Regions from separate parts of the Homo sapiens genome. Here region 2 is linked to region 1. Evidence: read pairs that join two places in POLR2A ChIA-PET (ENCODE). Cell type or tissue: GM12878. All regions are shown on one strand. Each heading gives the region's core, and the rest is flanking DNA. Links, peaks and the distances in the headings are about the cores only. Region 1 overlaps STK17A (serine/threonine kinase 17a). Region 2 has its middle 36 kb from the start of MRPS24.

Region 1 (11,804 bases), core at 4,074-6,573:
CCATACATATTGGGATTATCAGTTTTTAGAGAATGAAAACATAATATATTTAGCTTTGAGGCAATGTGGGAAAATAATTTCTTAAAAAATAGCCTAGTCTTTCAAACGCTTCTAGAGACCAAGAGTCAACATTATGAGCACACACTGTCGAAGACAGAGGACAGCAGACTCACTTCATCCAGACTCACAGAGGCCAATTGGAAATGACCTTTTAGTAGAAATCACTCCCGCATGCATGGTTGCCATACCAACCCCATCTCTATCCTCTCCCTCCAGTAGTTGACTCAGAGACATGTCTGACTGCACATGGAGGGGCATGAAGGCAGAAGGAAGGCTGAGAACCCTTTGGACCACTTTGTCTTCTAGTTCCTCTGGGTCGAGGAAACATGGAGAGTCCAGTTTCCAACATCAAAGGCCTGTCATCGTCATCAAGGCCTCTACTGAATCTGGAAAGAATTCTAAACCAAGTGTATTAGAGAGAAAGGAATATGATTGATACTGAATATACTGAGGAGAAAGGGATATAATTTCCTTGTGTAAATACACACTTAAAGTTGGTATTCAAGAACTTAATATTCACCTTTGATGCTCTCAAGTAACATCAAAGATCCATGACACATGGTGCTGACAACCTGTTTGACTTGCTACTTAATTAGTTCTTGAATAGTCACAGGTTCAACTGTCATAAGCTGAAAGCTCATTTCCTATAGGTGCAATGCTATTTAAATTGGGGTTCTCTTCCTGGAAGTCCATCATAAGACTAGTAAAACATCATTAAAAAATAAAACAGATACACGATTTTGCAAAGTTAAGAGTGTAAAACCAAACATGAAAGAAGCTACAGCATAAACATTTATTTTGGGAATTCCTCTGCATGGCTAATACTTAAAGTATTAGCCCAGTGAAAGTCCGTACTGCGGAGGCCATATCTTCCTTGTAAATGTTCCCGAGGGAAGCAAGGTGGAAATTTCTTGCAGCAAGGATCTTTGAACTTCTTATGCATATGACACACTGAAGGGGAAAAGCAATGCCCCCACCCAAGCTATGAAAGGTTTTAACTAGGTAACCTTCAGCATTAACATCAGGCCACCTCAGCGTGTGGGTGTGCACATGTCCATACTTGCTTTCAAAAAACGCCACTGTGTACCATGTGGCTACTGGGTCCTGAGTGTCCATTTTAGCCATGGTATTAAAAAATTAATATCTTTGAGAAAAGATAAATGTGTATAAAATGAATTTACATTGGCATCTTTCAAAAGAGAACAAGAAAACTTCCACATTGTTTTCTTTTCCCTGTATTTTTCTGTAGGAAACGAGTAAATTTTTCTGTAGGAAACTAGTATTTAAAAAGAAACTACCTTTCCACCTAAATTCAAATGGGACATTATCAAGTTTGCTGTAGAAGTCAACCTCCAGATTATACACACTGTATCCTCTTTTTTTTGTTTTGAGACGGAGTCTCATTCTGTCAGCCAGGCTGGAGTGCAGTGGCGCAATCTCGGCTCACTGCAACCGTCACCTCCCAGGTTCAAGCGATTCTCCTGCCTCAGCCTCCCAAGTAGCTGGGATTACAGGTGCCTGCCACCACACCCAGCTAATTTTTGTATTTTTCGTAGAGATAGGGTTTCACCATGTTGGCTAGGCTGGTCTCAAACTCCTGACCTCAAGCGATCTGCCCTCCTTGACCTCCCAAAGTGCTGGGATTACAGGCATGAGCCACTGCGCCCAGCCTGTACACTCCTTCTTGAGAGTGCGCCTTCATGCAATAAAAATTAAGCAGTTATTTATATAGTATTAAATATATACATATATGAATTTATATTTATATAGTATGACTCTATCTATCTATATAAATAAACAAAGGTATTACGGAATGTGCCATATAGCAGTTCTTTTTTTGAGACGAAGTCTCGCTCTGTTGCCTAGGCTAGAGTGCAATGGCGTGATCTCAGCTCACTGCAACCTCCACCTCCCGGATTCAAGCGATTCTCCCCCCTCAGCCTCTGGAGTAGCTGGGACTATAGGCGTGCGCCACCACACTTGGCTAATTTTTTGTATTTTTAGTAGACATGGGATTTCACCATGTTGGCCAGGCTGGTCTTGAACTCCTGACCTCAAGTGATCTGCCTGGCTCGGCCTCCCAAAGTGCTGGGATTACAGGCATGAGCCACCACACCTGGCCATATAGCAAGTCTTTTTTTTTTTTTTTTTTTTTTTTTGAGACGGAGTCTCGCTCTGTTGCCCAGGCTGGAGTGCAGTGGCACGATCTCGGCTCACTGCAAGCTCCACCTCCTGGGTTCACACCATTCTCCTGCCTCAGCCTCCCAAGTAGCTGGGACTACAGGCACCCACCACCATGCCTGGCTAATTTTTTTGTATTTTTACTACAGACAGGGTTTCACCGTGTTAGCCAGGATGGTCTCGATCTCCTGACCTTGTGATCCGCCCACCTCGGCCTCCCAAAGTGCTGGGATTACAGGCGTGAGCCACCGCGCCCGGCCCTGGCCATATAGCAATTCTTAAAGTGGCCCCTGGCCTGAAGTTTAAGCCTCGCCTTGCCCTACCCTGAATCAGAAACTTTAGGGTTGTGGCCTAGCAATTTGTATTAACAAGCCCTTCCAGGTGATTCTGATTCATGTCTGGGTCAGAGAACACTGCCATTAAGCATCTACTTTCTGCTAGAGGGGATACTACAGCAGAGGTCAAGGTAGATCAGTAGATGATCGTGGTGTGAGATGATGCTGCAATTCAGGATGGGAAAGTTTTTTGGGGGTGGTCCAGAGGCTTCGGCCTTCTCAGGTTACCATCCTTCCTAACCCTATTTCCTCTGGCCAGTAAGGCCATCTTTGTAAATGAAATAAACACTAGGAACTAGGGTTGCTGTGGCATGTTCTGTGTTTGAGGAATGTTTCATTTCCCCACAGTTGCACCTGGACTTGATATGAAAGTAACCATCAGAAAATCAACAGAGATCTTAAACTTGCCTACCACAGACACCTGCAGGAATATACTAAGAATCATCATAGTGGACCTTTATTGTCTCCTGAGCACCCATTCTTTGTTCTTTCAGAAACACAACTGGTTTTGAGAATCCATCCCTTCTTCACTCAGTCCACGTAAAGGTTAGGATGGTAGAAAGTGTTATACCTCTTCCTCCAGAGTTGGAGCCTATGACACTGATGACACTGGCATGGAAAGCCAAAGCCCTACACCAACCAGCACACTTACTGGTTCCAAATTGATCTACGCTGGTGTAATCAGAGTGAATCTCAGAACTTTGGACAGAGCTGTGAGCAGAGACTGACTTTCCTGCTGTCTCCAGGTAGCTGCAAGGCTGAACAGCAGCACCTACTTTATTACCATCTTACTGTCATTCAAAGAAGGCAGAGCTGAATGCTGGAGAAAAACTGAGTACTAGCAACAGTTTTTGAACCCTGAATACTGTCATAACTGAAGCTAGAATTATCCCTGGACTTGTTTGCCACTAAAATTTCCTTGTTTTGCTTACCCTGGTTTCAGCTGGCACCCTGATCACTTGAAAGGAACATAACTGATATACTGTCCTTTGTTTTTCTTTCCTTCCTCTTCTCCGCCTTTGATGATTTTAAATTAGAAATCTACCTGCCTCTAATCTCTTTAATTTTCTCATTTATTTACTGCTGCCTATTTTCCAAAACACTGCTTCTCGAATATTCCTGGCTCAAAAATCATCTATGTCTTCATGACATATGAAACCCCTAGAATCCAGCCTTTCCCCAGCTTTTAATATCTCCTAATTGATTTCTCAATTCCAGTGAAATGATTCCATTTATTTTTTTCCCAAACACATCACAAATATTCCTAACTCTTGTGAGCAATTTTCTCTCATTCTTCTCAACTTATCTAAATCCTAACTTTTCAAAAGATCTAGCTCAAGTTCTGTCTTATCATATTTTGAGTTCCTTTCTTTGGCATTGTATTATTTTGTATCTTTCCATGTACACATGTGTGCATTATCTCCCTGATAAAACTAACTGGCTAGAGGATAGGAGTAAAGACTCAATTCTAATATCCTTGTTACCTAATAATACACAAACGTGAAACATGTTTGAATAAATCACTGTTAAATATTTTATGTCTTGAATGTCATTCTTTAGCAATCTCAAAATTGTAATTTGAATCTTACCTTCAAATCAAGATGAACTACATCACGAGTGTGTAAAAAGTGAACACCTTCTAAAATCTGTCGCATAAGTCTTTGAACATCTTTTTCTTTAAAGGCTTCTTCTCTGTCTGCAACACACTGGTCAAAGATTTCACCCCCAGCAGCACTAGAGAAGGGCAAAATTAAAGTAATATATAACTCATAAGAAATGGCGAACACTTACACCAAAACTACAGAGTAAATTAATTACAGTCTGGCAGTAACTGTATACCTTTTTTAAAAAATGTATTTTTATTTTGAAAAATAGAGATGGGACCTCACTATGTTGCCCAGGCTGGTCTCAAACTCCTGTGCTCAAGTGATCCTCCCACCTTGGCCTCCAAAGGTGTTGGGATTACACGTATAAGCCTTTGTACCCAGCCTGTATAACTGTTAGTATGGATTTAACAACCTGAATCAAAACACGGTATAGGCTGAGCCAACTCAGTTCCAAGTAGCTCAAGATGCACCACGATGTAATGTACAGTTTACTAAGCCCTCTGCACATACAGGCCACAATTTGCTGGTAACAGAACTGTGTTCCTCAATTGAAATAAAGAACTGCATTTTGGCTGAAACAGTTTCTTAATCACAGTTTATTGTCATCTGAGTTCCTCAGCCCATTACTATCAATTTACATAAACACAAGGATTTCTTTACCTAAATTTTAAGAGCAATTAGTCTCTTTACACTATAAAGTTACCCATTCTTGCTTTTTTTTTTTTTTTTTTTTTTGAGACGGAGTCTTGCTCTGTCACCAGGCCGGAGTGCAGTGGCGTGATCTCAGCTCACTGCAACCTCCGCCTCCTGGGTTCAATCGATTCTCCTGCCTCAGCCTCCCGAGTAGCTGGGACTACAGGCGTGGGCCACCACGCCCGGCTAATTTTTTTGTATTTTAGTAGAGACGGGGTTTCACCAGGTTGGCCAGGATGATCTCGATCTCCTTGACCTCGTGAGCCACCCACCCTGGGCTCTCAAAGTGCTGGGATTACAGGCGTGAGCCACCATGCCCGGCCCCATTCTTGCTTTAACAAATGGTTTCTTCTTGGTGTTTTCAACAATTTAAGTAGTTTACATAAGCACAAAATATACTGCTAACTACAGTTTTGTGAAAATTTTCAAGTATGTATTTCAAATATAGACTATTATAATAAAATTGAGGCTGGGCACAGTGGCTCACACCTGTAATCCCAGCACCTTGGGAGGCTGAGGCAGGCAGATCACCTGAGATCAGGAATTCCAGACCAGCGTGACCAACATGGAGAAGCCCTGTCTCTACTAAAAATACAAAATTAGCCAGGCATGGTAGCGCATGCCTGTAATCCCAGCTACTCAGGAGGCTGAGGCAGGAGAATCACTTGAACCTGGGAGGCAGAAGTTGGGATGAACCGAGATCACACCATTGCACTCCAGCCTGGGCAACAAGAACAAAACTCCATCTCAAAAAAAAAAAAAAAAAAAAAAAAGAAAATCGAAAAGCTAGATTGAGTGACCATTAAGATGACATTCATTCCTCTCAAAAAAAAAGAGACTATATTTCTCTCGGTACAACATATAATCATATAACCCTGTTTAACTGTGGATTTTACTCATTAACTAAACTAAATGCCATATTAACTAATATCACTAAATGTGATCTCACTAAAGAACAATCTGAGATGTTAAAAGCATCTCTCAAGTATAGTAACAGAAAATATAATATTAACTAATTTACACAAAGTACTTTCCTTCACATGGAAGCTAGAGAAGCCCTATAATAGCTTTGCTTTTTCTATCTTTAACTACAGCAACACTACTTTTTAACCAAAAAATTTTACTGGGAAATTAATTAAAAAACTGTTAACAAAAAAAGTTTTGTACAAAAACTACTTTTACAGAAAACATTTAGAACTTTAAAATTTCAACTTTCTAGTGGTCATTGGAAAGTTGTGAGATGATTATCTTTTGACCAACATTATTCAGAGCCATATAACTGATGTTTAGAAGCTAAGAGTAACTGAGTTTCCCTAGCTGCCTGCACCTTGGCTGTATCATAGCTTCCCGCCTCAAACCAAACACTGTTTTTTCTATCTAAAGTAGCATTTCCATTTCTGTCCTGCTCTGAGGCCCAGTTTGGATCTTTACTTTCTCATTATTCAAATTCAACAAACCATCAAATATGTTAGGCCCTATGCTCCATCCTAGAGATAGAAAGATAATTACAAATAAGTATGTCTGGTCCTTCAAGCTCTAGTGGGGAAGAGAAAAATGAAAGATATTTAAATAACAAATACATATGCATTAATATATATGTGAAATTATATATTAAATGACTTGATAACTTAGCAATTGAGCAATTAATTGGAAAGGAAGTAGAAAAAAAAAATCTTGGAAAGATGACATTTATTCTGAGCCTTGAAGGATTACTTAGAAGTCCACTAGATGAAATGGTAACAGCACATCCTAGATAGAGGGAGCACATGTGTGAGGGCACATTGTGTAAAAAATACATGGTACACTCATTAAAGGGCAAGTTTCTACTTCCCCATCCAACCAAATGGTATGGCACTTGCCCTCTGGCTATAAACAACTAGAAAATTAAAGCATATGAACCAACTATTTCAGGCATTAGAACAACAGGTATAGGACCATGAGCTGTGAGAAAAGGTAAGCTCTCCAATCTTCCTACTTGGTAACAATTTATGGACAGGGGTATAGGGTAGGGGAGGAACCCAAGCAGAAGTGGAATGCAGCAGCCATGCTAAGCTGAGAAGACAGACTGGGAGTTTGGCAAGGCTAAGACAGCTGGAATTGGCAGGTGAGTACCAGAGAGGAGGGAGCTGCACAAAGAGATCTGCTCAATAGTACTTTGAAGTCTTAGACAAAATAACTCTGGAAAATTATAAGGCTGAGAAATTCCCAGTGTTCACAAAGAACAAGGGTAAGACATTTAAATTTTGTCAAGCTAGAGTAGAAAAGCCACTCTAAACACTGGGGCAACGAACAGACTTCTTTGGGAGGGCCATCCTTTATATCAAGGCTAACCTAGTTCTAGGTCTGTCCTAACCAAACTGATCTACAAGTAATTTAAATGACTGCCAAAACATACTTCACCATTCTTTAATGGGATAAAATCTACTCAACCCTGCAACATTCCAAATGTATGTCATTTTACCAAAAATTTCTAGATATCTGAAAATGCCACAAATTACAATTCACAACCAATAGGAAAAATAATAAAAGCAGACCCAGAAATGACAGAGATGATGGAATTGGCAGATAAGGACCTTAAAACAGGCATTATAAAGATGCTCAAAGATTTAAAGTAAAATATGAACATAATCATGTAAGAGATGGAGGTTACAAAAAGAACCAAAAGGAACTTTCATAGGTGAAAAATACAGTATCTCAAATGAAAAACCCATTGGATAGTCTTTATAGCAGATCAGACACTGCAGAAGAATCAGTGAATTTTAAGATGCAGCAAAATAAGCTGTCAATGGAAGCACAGAGAGAGAGAGGGAGGGAAAAAAGACTGAACAAAACAAACAGGACCCCAGGGATCTATGGGACAGCATCAAGCCATTTAATACACTGTAATTCAAGGAATAAGAGAAGAGAGGTAGGGGTAGGAAAATATTAGAAAACATACCCATGGCTGAAAAATTTCCAAATCTGATAAAAACTATAAACAAAAAAATTTAAGTAGCTCAATGAACTCCAAGCCAGATAAATACAAATAAAACCAAGGCACTATACTCAAATTGCTAAAAACCAGTGAGAAAGAGGAAAATCTTTAAAAAGGCACATTTATAGGTGAACCAAGGTAAGAATGATCACAGACTTCTTGTCGTAAATAATGCAGGGAAGATGACAATGGAATGACAAAAAAAGCAGTGTGCCAAGAATGTAGGGTGAGGTAGAAAAGGACTAGAAGGAGATGAGGTAGAATAGAAGTCAGGGAGAAGAGCACAGGATGAGGGGAAAACAACTCAAAAAATTCAGAGTAAGGCAATGATGGGCTAATATATACTGTGAAATGCCTCCTCCTCCAGGAAGCACTCCCTAACCTCCCAGGCAGAGTAAAGGAGCACAGTATATGGATAAAAGCAGAAGCTTTGGAATCTCACACTCCTGGACTAAATTCTGGCTCTGCTATTTGTAATACAGCACAACCTAAGGTTGATTTTTTTTTCTTATATATAAAATTGTGTTCTAAAATTTATAAACAGTGTAAATAAAGCATATAAGTAATATATATAAAGCTGGAAGACTTAGCATAGTGCCTGGCACATAGTGAATGCTTAATACATTTTGACTATTATACTCTAGTTCACACAACAACTAGTAAGAACTCCTAGTAAATCATCAACATTGCTGCAATCATTTATAGGCCAAATATCCCTTCTCTTAAATGTTTGGGACCAGAAGCATTTGGGATTTCATATTTTGAAATATTAGCATATACATAATGAGCTATATTGGGGGAGGGGACCCAAATCTAAACACAAAATACATTTATATTTCATATGCAACTTACATACATAGCCTGAAGATAATTTTATACAATGTTTTAAATAATTTTGTGCATGAAACAAAGTTTGTGTACACTGAACCATCAGAAAGTGAAGGTGTCACTCTCCGCCACCACGTGGAATCACAGCAAGTTTACACTTACACATACCTGCTGCATTAGCACAGCCCCCAGCATAGTTATTCTATCCTTAGCATCCTTAATTCCTATAAAGGTGATCTTATCAGCTGTGGTCAGCATCTTTCTGGGATAATATATAAGGTCAGATGTGGAATTTTCTACTGTGGCATCAGGTTAGCGCTCAAAGTTTCAAACTTTGGGACATTTCATTTCCAGGTTAAGAATGTTCAACCTCCATATCTATTTCCTTTGCTAGACTTTTAGCACCTGGAGATAAGGGGCTATGTTTTTTCACTTTTTATATGATCAGTACCTATTAGTATCTAGTGCACATAGCAGGTGCTTCAGGAATGATTAATTGATGCAGTGATCATAACTTGCCTGTTTCCATAACAACAATCTATTGATGCGGCTGAGAATTTTGGTATCTCAGTATCCAGAGTATATCTCTAAGACTTCCTCTTCAAACTAAAAGTAGAACATAAAAATTTTTGGCCAATTCATACTGATTTTGGTCTAAAAAAAACCTGATCATCAAAGAAACAGAAGCCACCAAACGTTTCTAAGCAAGAGAATAATATCACCAAATCTGTATTTTTATTATTTATCTAACAGTAGCAGGAGGGATTTCCCAGGATTGAAACCAGGGTGACCAGCTGAGAAGCTACTGGAGAGGTTTAAGCGGAAGACTTGGTAATTCATTATACTGTATAGGAGTGTTAAAGAGGAAAAAGGAATTAAGGATAACTTCGAGGTTTCTAGCTTGAGCAATGAAACAGATGGGGATACTAAACAAAAGAAAAACAGGCCTTAATAGGGCAATGCAGGAGTACTGATATTGACTGCTATTGACTGCACTGATACTGATATATTGACCAATAATGATCTGCAGTTGGACACAGGAATACGCAACAGGCAGCTGGAGCTTAAGAAAGGGGCAGAGGTTGGAAACAAAAATTTGGAAATAATCTGCATGTAAATGATAGCTGAAGCCACAAAAATAGATTGTTATCCAGGGTAAATGTATAAAACATAAATGTATGACATAAGTAACGCTGATGGAACTGGGGGGAACACTTACATTTATATAGTAGAAAAGGATAAACGGCTCTGAGAGGAGGAGGAGATTTTAAAAAAATAGGGCTGTGAAAGCCAAGGAAGAACATGATTTCAAGAAAGAAGGGATAATATCAAGTGTTCAAAGAGAGCAAGAACTGGCATGAATACTAAAATGAGGAGACTAATTTTGGCACACAGGACTGGTGACCTCATCAAAGTATTAGAAGAGCAGATGGCATTAGATTAAAAAGTGAATGGGGTATTGGCCCATGAACAGATGAGTGAATCAATGAAGTAGAACAAAACTGGAAGGTGAGGAATGCTATAAATCCAGACTATTCTTTTAACAAGTATAGCAGTAAGGAAAAGAGAAAGGCAAGACATAAGAGTCAAAGCTGAGGAAGGAATTTTAGCATAGAAGAGACTGAAATATTAGAAAACAAAGGGAAAAGAACCACCACGGGAGGAGGGACTGAAACTCTAGAAGAGGTTACATAACTTAGGAAAAAACAAAACACAGGTCCTAGAAAAGAAAGGATGAGAATTAAAGAACTTAAATAAGGGTTTCAGTCTTGGAAATAATTAGCTGAATCTCTTCCATTGAACAGCAGGGAAGGGCATGAGAGCAACAAAGACAGATATTAGAGGAAGAGAGGAGGGATGCTTGGGGAGTGTGTGTCTGATGGCCTTGATTTCTCCATATGGGGGAGAAAAGGCTAGGTATCTCATGAATGGTAGGAAGTAGGTGACACAGTAAAGATATTGATTAGCTCAGGGGGTGGGGGTGTTAAAAGGACATAAGAGATTAGGTACAGACTTGCCAAGCTATACCATGAGCCTAGCTGAAGATGGAACTCTTACACTTGTACTAAGTAGATGAAAAACGATCCAAGTCCTTCCAAGAATGTGTGGCAGCACAGGAGGAGGGACACACAGCATGCATTCTGGGTTTCAAATGGGCAAATGAGTTGCAGAGGATGACCAAGAGGAAGAGGGAAATAATGTGAGGTGCTGGTAAGAGAGGAATTGAATTAACTACTAAAGAGGAGAAGGAAAGAAAAGGGAAGAAAAAAGTCAGAAGCCGGGTGAAGACTGGAAGAACTGAAATGGGTCCCAGGATGAAAGGCTGAAGAGCAGGTTTTGCAAGAATGAGGAGATTTTGGAGACAGAAATTTCAGGTGGTCTTTTCTGGATCAATTTCCAATTCTACCTTAATCCTATCTGTAATAAACAGAAAAAAACAAATCCTTGGTAAGCAGCGGGCTCCCATATGAGATTCCTAAACTTATTTTTTAAAAAAACTTTTAACCGTTCTGCCATTTTTGGATATTCCTACTATCATAAATTAGAAATGCACTGTGACAAATACTTTTGTGCTTCTCATGTTCGTATTATTTCTTTAGAAGGGATTCCTACAAGTGAAATTATTGAATTAAAATATAAGAACACCATGTTTTTGAATTACATTCTCAAGAGTAACATGCTTAATATTTTAGCCATCCAGACTTCACCCGCTATAAACTTTTAAATAAAAACAACATAATGCCATACACATTATTTTGTAACATGCTTTTTTAAACTTAATATTTTAAATCTTTGACAATATATTTATAGTTACCTTAGCTTTTTAATGACTGCCCAGTAATCCACTTTGTGACATCACTTATTTAACCAACCTTTTTTCTAACAAACATTTAGATTATTTCTACCTTTTTGCTACATGGAGAATGCCATAAGGAACATTTTGGTAACATATCTTTGCAAAACTGCCTAATATTTCCTTGTGAAAAAAATTAATAAAAGTAAAATTAGGCCATGCATGGTGGCTCATGCTTATAAGCCCAGCATTTTGGGAGGCTGAGGCAGGAGGATTGCTTGAGGCCAGGAGTTTGAGACAAGCCTGGTCAACATAGTGAGACCCCATTATGT
Region 2 (11,426 bases), core at 3,602-6,101, 230 kb before region 1:
ATGTGATTTAATGTAACTTTAGAATTTTTATAGCTTGTATTATTATTTTTTTGAGACGGAATTTCGCTCTTGTTGCTCAGGCTGGAGTGCAATGGCGCGATCTCGGCTCACAGCAACCTCCACCTCCCAGGTTCAAGCGATTCTCCTGCCTCAGCCTCCCGAGTAGCTGGGATTACAGGCATGCGTCACCACGCCCGGCTAATTTTGTATTTTTAGTAGAGACGGGGGTTTCTCCATGTTGGTCAGGCTGGTCTCGAACTCCCGACCTCAGGTGATCCGCTCGCCTCAGCCTCCCAAAGTGCTGGGATTACAGGCGTGAGCCACCGCGCCCGGCCAGCTTTGTATTTTAAATTTAAGTCAATGGACTATTTTGAATGAATTTTTGTGAAACTTGTAAAGTTTGGATCTACATTTATTTCGTTCCGATTAATAATTTCTTTAACATTTTTGAGAAAGACACAGGATAGTGGGCCCCATTTTATTTTGAACGTCCGTAATCATGGCATTGAACGATCTGAATTTAATTAATTCAACCAGACAGCCAGGAGGGGGCACGCGGCCACCGCTAAACAGTGAGCGAGCGCCGAGGGCCCCGCGCTGCCCCAGATGACCAGCAGGGGGCGTGCGAGCCGCCTTGTCGGACCCCTGAGAAGCCCCCACCGCCTCCGTGCTCCTACTGCGGCCGCCAGCGCCGGGCCCGCAGTGAGGAGGAGAACCTCATTTTCCTCAACACAGATCTAAGGGGACACCGCCTCACTTTGAGACAACTTGAGGCTGCGTCAGTGGTGAGTAAAATCCTTCCTGTCACAGTCCTGACTACTGAGGAGCAGTTGGTCTTCAGAACCCCCAGTAGAGGAAGGGCTTCATGTGGAATTTTGGAAATAAAAAACCCCGGTTTCCACCACACAGGAGGTCCTTCTCAACAGCTAAGACACAGTGGCTGCTAGTATAATACCACGCAGCAGCCTTTTAATACTAACATCACATTCAGAGGCTTACCAGGGAGACTGGTTTCCTAGCTTTGGCTGAACTGGATTTGGGTCAGGCTTAGCCTCTGGAATGAAGTTTGGTGTCACCTCTGCTTTACTGACGCGGTATTGACGTGGTTGATTGATTGATTGATTGATTTTTTTTTTCTAGAGACAGAGCTCCCTATGTTGCCCAGGCTCCAAATCGTGACCTCAAGTGATCCGCCCGCCTCAGCCTTCCAAAGTGCTGGGATTACAGGCCTGAACCACCATGCCTTAGCCTTATTTTTCATTTTTTAGACAGTCTCAATCTGTCAGGCTGGAGTGCAGTGGCACGATCATAGCTCACTGCAGCCTTTAACGTCTGGGCTGAAGGATCCTCCCGTTTCATCTTCCTGAGTAGCTGGGACTACAGGCATGCACCACCAAGCCTGGCTAATTTTTAATTTTATTGTAGAGAAGATGTCTATGTTGCCCAGGCTGGTCTTCAGCTCCTGGATGCAAGCGTTCCTCACGCAAGCGAACCCAGCCCACATGGTTGTTTAAAAAAGTAATTACTGAGGTCAGGAGTTCAAGACCAGCCTGGCCAACATGGTAAAACCCCGTCTCTACTAAAAATACAAAAATTAGCCGAGTGTAGGGGCAGGTGCCTGTAATCCCAGCTACTCCGGAGGCTGAGGCAGGAGAATCGCTTAAACCCAGGAGGCGGAAGTTGCAGTGAGCTGAGATTGAGCCACTGCACTCCAGCCTGGGCGACAGAACAAGACTCCGTCTCAAAAAAAAAAAAAGTAATTACTTTTTGAGGCTGGGCGTGGTGGCTCACGCCTGTAATCCCAGCACTTTGAGAGGCCCAGGCAGGAGGATCACTTGAACCCAGGAGTTCGAGATCAGCCTAGCCAACATGGTGAAACCCCGTCTCTACCAAAAAATACAAAAATAGCAGGGCATGGTGATGTGTACCTATAATCCCAGCTACTCGGGAGGCGGAGGCAAGAGAATCTCATGAACTTGAGAGGTGGAGGTTGCAGTGAAATTGCACCTTTGCATTGCAGCCTGGGCGACAGAGGGAGACTGTCTTAAATAAATAAATAAATAAAAGTAATTACTTTTTGATAATTTCATTCTTATGGAAAACTTGCAATAGCAATACAAATCCCTGTCCTTTCTATCAAAGTCTCCAGTGGTTATTGCTGTACCAGATTTGTAATTTCACACAAAATACTTGTTTTTTTACCCAAAGCAGGGACACTCTCCCAGGTAACAATCACTCTCCCCTTTATCAGGAAATCGACAAGAATTACAAAAATGACCTGGGCGTGGTGGCACACGCCTGTGATCCCAGCTACTCAGGAGGCTGAGGCAGGAGAATCACTGGAACCTGGGAGGTGGAGGTTGCAGTGAGCAGAGATGGACCCAGTGCACTTTAGCCTGGGGGACAGAGTGAGACTCAGTCTCAGAAAAAAAAAAAAAGAAAGAAAGAAAAAGAAAAGAAAAAGAAATTAACACAGTGTCCACATGGCAATCCAGTCCTCAGACCTACTTTGCTTCACCACCTGCTCCAGTGTGGGTGGGAAAAAGATTATCTGCATTTAAAAATTTTTTTCTAACTCCTTGAGTGGCAGATAAAGCAATTTTTATGCCAGACACTGATACTTACATTATGGCTCTGAGCTCAAGATTTTAACCTGTCTGATCTGAGAGCCTAACTTTTCTAAACATTTATGTAATTCTTCTAGACTATTAGTCTTTCAATTACCTGTTTTGTCACCATACACAGTTGTTAGGCAGGCAAACCTAAATTTACATTTCCGAAAGGGACAGTTCAGGTGTCTAGGTTGTTTATCATGGAGCTGTTATTTGTAAAGTCATTAATTTGAAATGGCTTTAAGTCTTTTTTTAAAAAATCTTGGCTCAAATGTCATAAGCAGTGATTTTTATCTCAACACCAGCAGAAAAGTCAGCAGATTGAAAGTAGGCAGGAAAAAAATAAAATAGAGAGATAGAGAACTTCGAAGATTTTGCTTGTTAACCGCATAGTTGGTTGTAGTTTTCTTAGTGACCATCTGAGCTCTGAACTTTCCTTGATAGAATTTGCCCATCTGTTTCAAAATGTGCATGAGAATGAGCCATAATATAGTCAGCTGGAATCCTCAAAGGAAGGTTGTTTTGGCATGGCTTTAGAGTTTAGGATCTCATTCCATTTCTTTTTCTTTATTTTTATTTTTTTGTTTTTGTTTTTTTGAGACACAGTCTCACTCTGTTGCCCAGGCTGGAGTGCAGTGGTTTGACCTTGGCTCACTGCAACATCTTCTGGCTGGATTCAGGCTATTCTCCTTTCTCAGCCTCCTGAGTAGCTGGGAGTACAGGCGCCTGCCACCACGCCTGGCTAATTTTTGTATCTTTAGCAGAGATGGGATTTCACCATGTTGGCCAGGCTGGTCTTGAACTCCTGACCTCAAATGATCTGCCTACCTCAGCCTCCCAAAGTGCTGGGATTGCAGGCATGAGCCACTGTGCCCGGCTTCATTCCATTTCTTATTAATCTCTTGAGAGCAAAGAAATTCCCATAAATCTTTTCAGGGAATGTCAGGAGTTTGGACCAATATTTTACATCAATTTCAGTATGGTAACCACGTTCCTTCACCAAAGTAATACTTTTCACAACACACTGCATAAGTAACATTTGTGGAAACGTCTTTTTAAAATAGTATATAAATAACATTTCAGAAGCCTGTTTAACATGACTACAAACACTTCACTACATTCATTACTTCCTTACATGGAAGTTACACGGTTCACAACAAACTTTGTAAGTAGCATTTAAAAATTTTCTTCTACTTCTTTCCTATCTGGATGTCTGTCATGCTTTTTCTTGCTTGATTGTTGTGGCTAGGACTTCCAGTACTATATTGAATAGACATGGTGAGAGTTGGCATCTTTGTCTTGTTCCTGATCTTAGAGGAAAAAATATTTTCACAGTTAAATATGTTAGCTGTGGGCTTGTCAGAGATAGTCTTTGTCGTGCTGAGAAACATTACTCTTTTTTCAACATTCCTCTTTTGTTTTGGAGACAGGGTCTTGCTCTGTCACCCAGGCTGGAGTGCAGTGGTGCGATCTTGGCTCACTGCAACTTCTGCCTCCTCAGTTCAAGTGATTCTCCTGCCTCAGCCTCCCAAGTAGCTGGGATTACAAGTGTGTGCCACTGCACCCGGCTAATTTTTGTATTTTTAGTAGAAATGGGGTTTCACCATGTTGGCCGTGTTTTACCATGTTGGCCATCTTGAACTCCTGACCTCAGGTGACCCGCCCACCTGGGCCTCCCAAACTGCTGGGATTACAGGCATGAGCCACTGTGCCCGGCCTCAAAAGATTTTTAAATTTCTTCTTTGAGGCTGGGCACAGTGGCACACACCGGTAATCCCAGCACTTTGGGAGGCCAAGGCAGGCAGATTGCTTAAGCCCAGAAGTTTGAGACCAGCCTGGGCAACATGGTGAAACCCCTTCTCTACAAAAAATACAAAAAGCCAGATGTGGTGGTATGAGCCTGTAGTCCCAAGCTACTGGGGAGGCTGAGGTGGGGGGATCACTTGGACCCAGGAGGTTGAGGTTGTGGTGAGCTATTGAGCGACTAAGTGGCTAAGTTGGCTGGACTTCCTGGGTCAATAGGGACTTCCCTAAGGGGACTTTTCCCTAAGCCAAAATGAGTCATAGCTGCAAGCTAAGGGATTGAAACTTCAACCAATCAAAGGGGACTTTCTCCTAAGCCAAAATGAGTCATAGCTGCAAGCTAAGGGATTGAAACTTCAACCAATCATATAGGGAGTTTAAGCTCTAGCTGCAGCGTGATGTTTTTAACCAATCAGGCCCACCAACCCACAAGCGGATAGAAAATAAGCTAATCCTATAGGACAGGAAAAGGAAAAGGAAAAGGGAAGGAGTCATAAGGGCATATAAGCATAAGACACTCAAGCCAGGGCAACCCTTCCAGGTCCCCTTCCACCACGTGGAAGCTTTACTTTCACTTTTGCTTTACATTCACTTTCGCTTTAATAAATCTTGCTGCCACACACTCTTTGGGTCCACACGTTTCTCTAATTGAGCTGTAACACTTGCCACTGTGGTCCACAGCTTCATTCCTTGAAGCCCATGAGACCACAAACTCTTCGATCAAGAAAAACCTTTGATCGGAAGAAGACTTCTCATCTCACTATCATGTCACTGCACTCCAGTATGAGTGACGGAGTGAGACCCCATCTCAAAAAAAAAAATAATTCTTTGACCCATTGGTTGTATAGGAGCATGTTGTTTAAATTCTACATATTTGTGAATTTTCTGAAATTACTCCTATTATTGATTTCTAGTTTTATACCATTGTGATCAGAAAAGATACTTGTTATGATTTCAGTTTTCTTAATTTGTTATGACTTATTTTGTGACCTGATATATACTCTATCTTGGAGAATGTTCCATGTGCACTTGAGAAGATTGTGTATTCTGAATGACATGGTTTGCAGCTGTCCATAAGATCTGAAACATTATTTAAACATGTGTCTTCAGACGCTTCACTACATACATTACTTCCATTCACTAAAATAACACTGTTCATAACATATTGTAGCTCTGTCACCCAGGCCGGAGTGTAGTGGTATGATCACAGCTCACTGCAGCCTAGAACTGCTGGACTCAAGTGATCCTTCCACTTCAGCCTCCCAGAGTTCTGGAACTATGCCACCACACTCTGCTAATTTTAAATTTTTTGTAGAGAGTATCGTTATGTTGCCTAGGCTGGTCTTGAACTCCTGGACTCAAGCAATTCTCCTGCCTCGGCCTCCCAAAGTGCTGGGATTACAGGCATGAGCCACCATGCTTGACCACTAAGTAGCTTTCAAAGAAGCATCTTTCAAACAAGTATGTTTGTCATTTATTATATGCATGAGTGTGGCAAACCACTTTCATCCACTGAGTTAACACTGTTAACAACATAGTGTGTAAGTTACATTCTTTAGAAACATCATTTTTAATTAATTAGTTAATTAATTAATTTTGTAGAGTCTCATTATGTTGTCCAGGCTGGTCTGGAACAAAAATTAGCATAGTGGCATGCACCTGTAATCCCAGCTACACGGGAGGCTGAGGCAGGAGAATTGCTTGAACCCAGGAGATGGAGGTTGCAGTGAGCCAAGATCGTGCCATTGCACTCCAGCCTGGGCGATAGAGTGAGACTCTGTCTGAAAAAAAAAAAAAGTTGATTCAGGTCACAGTTAATGCAAATGTTTCAAAACTGGGTTTCTGATATTTGTAAATGTCTTTGTTTATTACATAAGAGTGTATTACCATTAAAGTTGGTATTGTATTGCTTTCAAAATGAGAAGGTAGGCTGGGCACAATGCCTCACACCTGTGATCCCAGCACTTTGGTAAACCAAGACAGGAGGATCACTTGAACCCAGGAGTTAAAGACCAGCCTGGGCAACATAATGAGACCCTGTCTCTACCAAAAAAAAAAAAAATGGTGTGGTGGCATATGCCTGTAGTCTCAGCTACTCAGGAGGCTGAGATGGGAGGACTGCTCGTGCCTGGATGGTTGAGGCCGCAGTGAGCCACACGCCACTACCCTCCAGCCTGGGCAAAAGAAGTGAGACTGTCTCAACTGTCTCAGAAAAAAAAAAGAAAAAAAAGAAATATGGTCTGTAAAACTCTTAGCACCTTGCCTGGAACATAAAGCTTGCTTAATAAATGGTAGTTAATATAATTTCTAGAAGTCAGCAAAAGAGACTGTAACTGCCCAAGGGGTTCACCTTACCCACTGCCTAGACAAGAGCCAATTCATCAAGACAGGGAATTATAATAGAGAAAGAGTAATTCACACAGGCCCGGCCATGGGGGAGACTGGAGTTTTATTATTACTCAAATCAGTCTCCCCCAGCATTCGCCCACCTTGGCCTCCCAAAGTGCTAGGATTACAGGCATGAGCCACTGCACCTGGCCTGGGGAGCAGAGTTTTTAAGGATAACTTGGTGGGTGGGGGGAAGCCAGTGAGCCAGGAGTGCTGATTGGTCAGGGATGAAATCATAGGGAGTCAAAGCTGTCTGCTTGTGATGAGTCAGTTCCTGGGTCGGGGGCCACAAGATCAGGTGAGCCAGTTTATTGATCTGAGTGATGCCAGCTGATCCATCAAGTACAGGGTCTGCAAAATATCTCAAGCCCTGATCTTAGGAGCAGTTTAGGGAGGGTCAGAATTTTGTAGCCTCCAGCTTCATGACTCCTAAACCATAATTTCTAATCTTGTGGCTAATGTTAGTCCTACGAAGGCAATCTAGTCCCCAGGGAAGAAGGAGGTCTGCTTTGGGAAAGGGCTGTTACCATCTTTGTTTAAACTATAAACTAAGTTTCTCCCAAAGTTAGTTCAGCCTATGCCCAGGAATGAACAAGGACAACTTGGAGGTTAGAAGCAAGATGGAGTCAGTTAAGTTAGATCCCTTTCACTGTCTCAGCCATACTTTTGCAAAGGTAGTTTCAATCCCTCCCTTTGGGTTTTATAATACCTCAATCTTAAGGTGTAGGCTATGAAGATGGGAAAAGGCTGTTGATCACTTTGGCTTCTTCCTGCTGAAAGGGGACATAGTGGGAATGAGAGTGAACCCCAAGGTGGGAAGAGTGGAACTGCTTTGCAATTGTCTGAGCATACTCATGCAGGCATGGTTGAGCTTCCAAGGCTTGCAAGGTAAAAACATTAGTATTCTCATCTATAGTTTTAGTACAGTATTTATGTGAACAGCATACTATAAGGTAAATAATGAGTCCTAGGATGAGGAGTACAATTCCCAAGTTTAAAAGCAAAGATTTGAAAGCATTAGTTTGGAGACTTCTAACCCATAAAGAATTTAGAATTTAGTCTAAACTGCAGAAAAAACCTCAAGAACAGCTAACAACAGTGTACTATAGTTTTTCTTTTGAAGCACAATTTTTCTCTCTCCAGTGCCCATTTTTATTAAAAACAATCATGATAGAACTGATTTGCTTACAAAATAAACTTCAGTCTTAACTGTACTTGGCCTGATTATTTGCATAAGGTGCAGCAAGAATAATTATTTTTCAATTAGGCTTTTAAAATTGGCTTTGATAGAACTCTCTTCCATGAAGAATCTCAGATAAGACTTTTTAAAGGCCAACCCCAGCCATGGATTTGTACCCTCAAATACCTATGAGTTGGGTGAATTCCTCTCCTCTTGAGGTCCCAAGATAACTTGGTGTTCCTGGGCCTGTTAGAAAATGACATTCTTTACTTACCACAGATCAGAAACCTTGTACAGGCACCCTGTGTGGACAAGGTATAAGGCCAGATGCCCCAATGGGCTTTAATTGGCTCTAAAAGTCCACTTTGATTCTTTAAAGGAAGCATGCCATTCAAGTCAAAGCCTTGGTAAAATAACCAATTTCTCCAGTTGTGTCCTGTTACAAAAGAAAACAGATTCTTATTGCACTTATGCAATTAACTATACCTCTGTAAGTTGAGAATACTCACAAATAGTTTCCAAATTCTGGAGAAATCAGGCAGAGAGGAACAAATATGCTCCAAGTTTTGTTCACAGGAGTATATTTTACTCATTTGTTAAAAGTTGCAAATAGCTCTAAAGAAATAAGTTATCTTGACTGAACACAAAAGGTTTAGCAATGTTTAACACATTAGCTCTCCATGAGAGTCCTAGAAGTTTGGTTTTTTTCCTCTATTCCAATAGCACATTTTTTTTTTTTTTTCTGAGACAGAGTCTTGCTCTGTCACCCAGGCTGGAAGTGCAGTGGCATGATCTTGGCTCACTGCAACCTCCACCTCCCAGGTTCAAGCAATTCCCCTCCTTCAGCCTCCTGAGTAGCTGGGATTACAGGTGTGTGCCACCACGCCCAACTAATTTTCATATTTTTAGTAGAGATGGGGTTTCACCATGTTGGCCAGGCTGGTCTTGAACTCCTGACCTCAAGTGATCTGCCTGTCTTGGCCTTCCAAAGTGTTGGGATTACAGGCATAAGCCACCACACCTGACCAATAGCACAGTTTTTAAAGTTATCTGAGACCTGAACTCAGAGTCCTGTATCTGATTATAAACTACCTTTTGAAAAGGACTAAAGCAAGACAAAATGTCTGTGGATGACAAAAGTCTATAGCTACAATTGACTAGGAATTTTGGTTACTTCTGTGGCATACAACAATTTTACATAACAATTATAATTATTGATAAAGTACACTAAATTATATCAACATTATAGAAGTTTCTCATAATTTTGGAACACATACCAATAACATATTTATACAAATACAGTCCAAAGAAAACCAAACACTATTCACTCTTCTATTTGAAAGTTTTTTTTTCTATTCTAATGTCACAATCTCCTAGTTATTAATCAGAAAACTGGATTTAAGAGCACCTGTTAGGCTGGGCGCTATGGCTCACGCCTGTTATCCCAGCACTTTGGGAGGCCAAGGTAGGTGGATCACCTGAGGTCAGGAGTTCGAGACCAGGCTGGCCAACATGGCAAAACCCCGTCTCTCCTAAAAATACAAAAATTAGCCAGGTGTGGTGGCAGTTGTCTGTAATCCCAGCTACTTGGGAGGCTGAGGCAAGAGAATTGCTTGAACCCAGAAGGCGGAGGTTGCAGTGAGCCAAGATTGTGCCATCGCACTCCAGCCTGGGGGACAAGAGCGAGTGAGATGTTGTCTCCAAAAAAAAAAAAAAAAAAAAGAGGACCTGTTAAATTTTGTAGCTGATTATAAAATTACCTTTTAAAGAGGAGCAAAGTGAGACAACAATTATCGGCAGATGACAAAAACATTTTAGGGCAGCCACAGTTAAAGGCACAATTGACAAGGAAATTTACCTCTGTGGCACACAGTCATTTTTGGGTTTTAGAGGACCTAATATCTAAAATATTAGGTTAGGAAGAGACATAATTTATAATTTGATTTTGGAAAATTTGTCAAATATCAAAGGTTTAAAACACTGGATGTCACAAAATAGATTCTTGAACTCCTGACCTCGTGATCTGCCCACCTCAGGCTCCGAAAGTGCTGAGATTACAGATGTGAGCCACTGCGCTCGGCCGGGCACTTATTTTTCTAAGCCAAGTAATCAGAGCTCTTTTATATGTAAACACACACACACATGCAACACATATAAATACAGACAGACAGAAGATTCAGCACTTGTAAGATTTTTCATTTGCCAGTTTCTTAATTGGATTACTGGCTTCAGGCTGGAGCCCTTGGAGGAACAGGACCAGGAAAGCATCCATTTCTAGGGCCAAATAAGCAGCAAATAAGCAGCTGAAGGCAAAGACAGAGCCCCAAAATTAAGGGTGCCATTTTATACTGGATCCCCAAAAGGAGAAGACAGTGCAGTGCTTCTGCTCTGCATTTCGCTGCAGGTAACCCAAAGCTAATCAGCCCATTTTGTAATTAGCCCATCCTTCATGGGAGTTTCATCTCCCAGTGTGGGGTGAGGATATTCCCTTATCTTCCAGGTGGCCAAGAGCATGCTTCCCTGATCCAAGTGTGCAAAGAGTCAAGTATCCCTCCATAAGTACTATTAGCCATCCCTTAAAGTGTATTTCCTACCTAGTGGTTACACACCAAAGCTCTCTCATAATGCAAAGTAATTTCTGATACCCCCAAAACTCAAAACCGTCAGATAACACAATGTAAAACAGAACAGAGCCTTTGATTTTGAGAGGGAGCTATCCACTTTTAATTCCTGGAGTTTTATAAGGAAAACAGAGGTTTTTCCCCAAAACGGGGTCTGTGGTACTTCCTCTGTTTTTCCCAATGAGTCCCAGGCTACCAGAAGTTATCTCAGAGCCTCTCATGTGTGCATGAAGAGTGGCAAGACAAAAAAAAAAAAAAAATCGGAGGAAAATAATTCAGTTGACTGAGAAGAAAAAAACCTTTTTCCAGAAAAACAAGGTCCGAGAAGAGAAAAAGTTAAAGGACTTTAAAATATATCTATAGCTTGTTTATCCACTTTTAATTAAGCTGAATTTTAACCATAGTGCTCTTTAAAAAAGAAATCCGTTCAGATCTCTTATTACCCAACTTTAGCCATGCCAAGCAGCCAATATTTCTAGTTTCTGAGCTTTACCAGAGGTAAACTCCTAGGTGCTTCAAAGACATGGTAGGCAGTTTCTTTTTTACAAGATTTAGAATCTCCACAAAGTAGCTCAGAGAAAGGAAAATTCAAGAGAGGAAATTAGAAGCTATCAATCGGGGGGGGGGAGGGGGGGAGAACCTCAATAAATGGCAAAGTTACAGAAATAACAAACCAGAAAGGAATCATTCCAGACGCCAACAATTGAACCCAGGCCACCACTGTCAAAAGATAATGCCTTAGCTACTGAGCTATCCAGCATTGAGCAGTTTCTAGCTTTCCCCAGAAGGAGCCTAAAGAAGCCAATTTCAAATTTGCAAGAC

Evidence for each region. Peaks named below come from ENCODE experiments on the same cell type or tissue, not always from the same donor. Only the 100,000 strongest peaks of a DNase experiment are listed, where the experiment ranks them.
Region 2: POLR2A ChIA-PET joins it to region 1 with 12 read pairs; 3 of 35 experiments call an interaction of 5 or more read pairs at or near these places.

What each region holds. Positions count from the first base shown.
Region 1 is chr7:43,600,762-43,612,565 of GRCh38, reverse strand. It overlaps STK17A (serine/threonine kinase 17a), which reads right to left. Exons shown (of 7, transcript NM_004760.3): 3 at 4,166-4,310. It also overlaps a transcript of COA1 not described here. Among named protein-coding and RNA genes, the nearest start is that of STK17A, 24 kb to the right of the region's middle. RefSeq lists an enhancer at 3,601-3,770. In GM12878, for the core only: no CTCF peak of the experiment used is centred there; no DNase peak of the experiment used is centred there.
Region 2 is chr7:43,828,224-43,839,649 of GRCh38, reverse strand. No RefSeq gene overlaps it. Among named protein-coding and RNA genes, the nearest start is that of MRPS24, 36 kb to the left of the region's middle. RefSeq lists a silencer at 479-558 and enhancers at 4,465-4,834, 4,746-5,040, 4,965-5,084. In GM12878, for the core only: no CTCF peak of the experiment used is centred there; a DNase peak (open chromatin) is centred at 4,809; H3K4me3 peaks cover 944 bases; H3K27ac peaks cover 1,239 bases.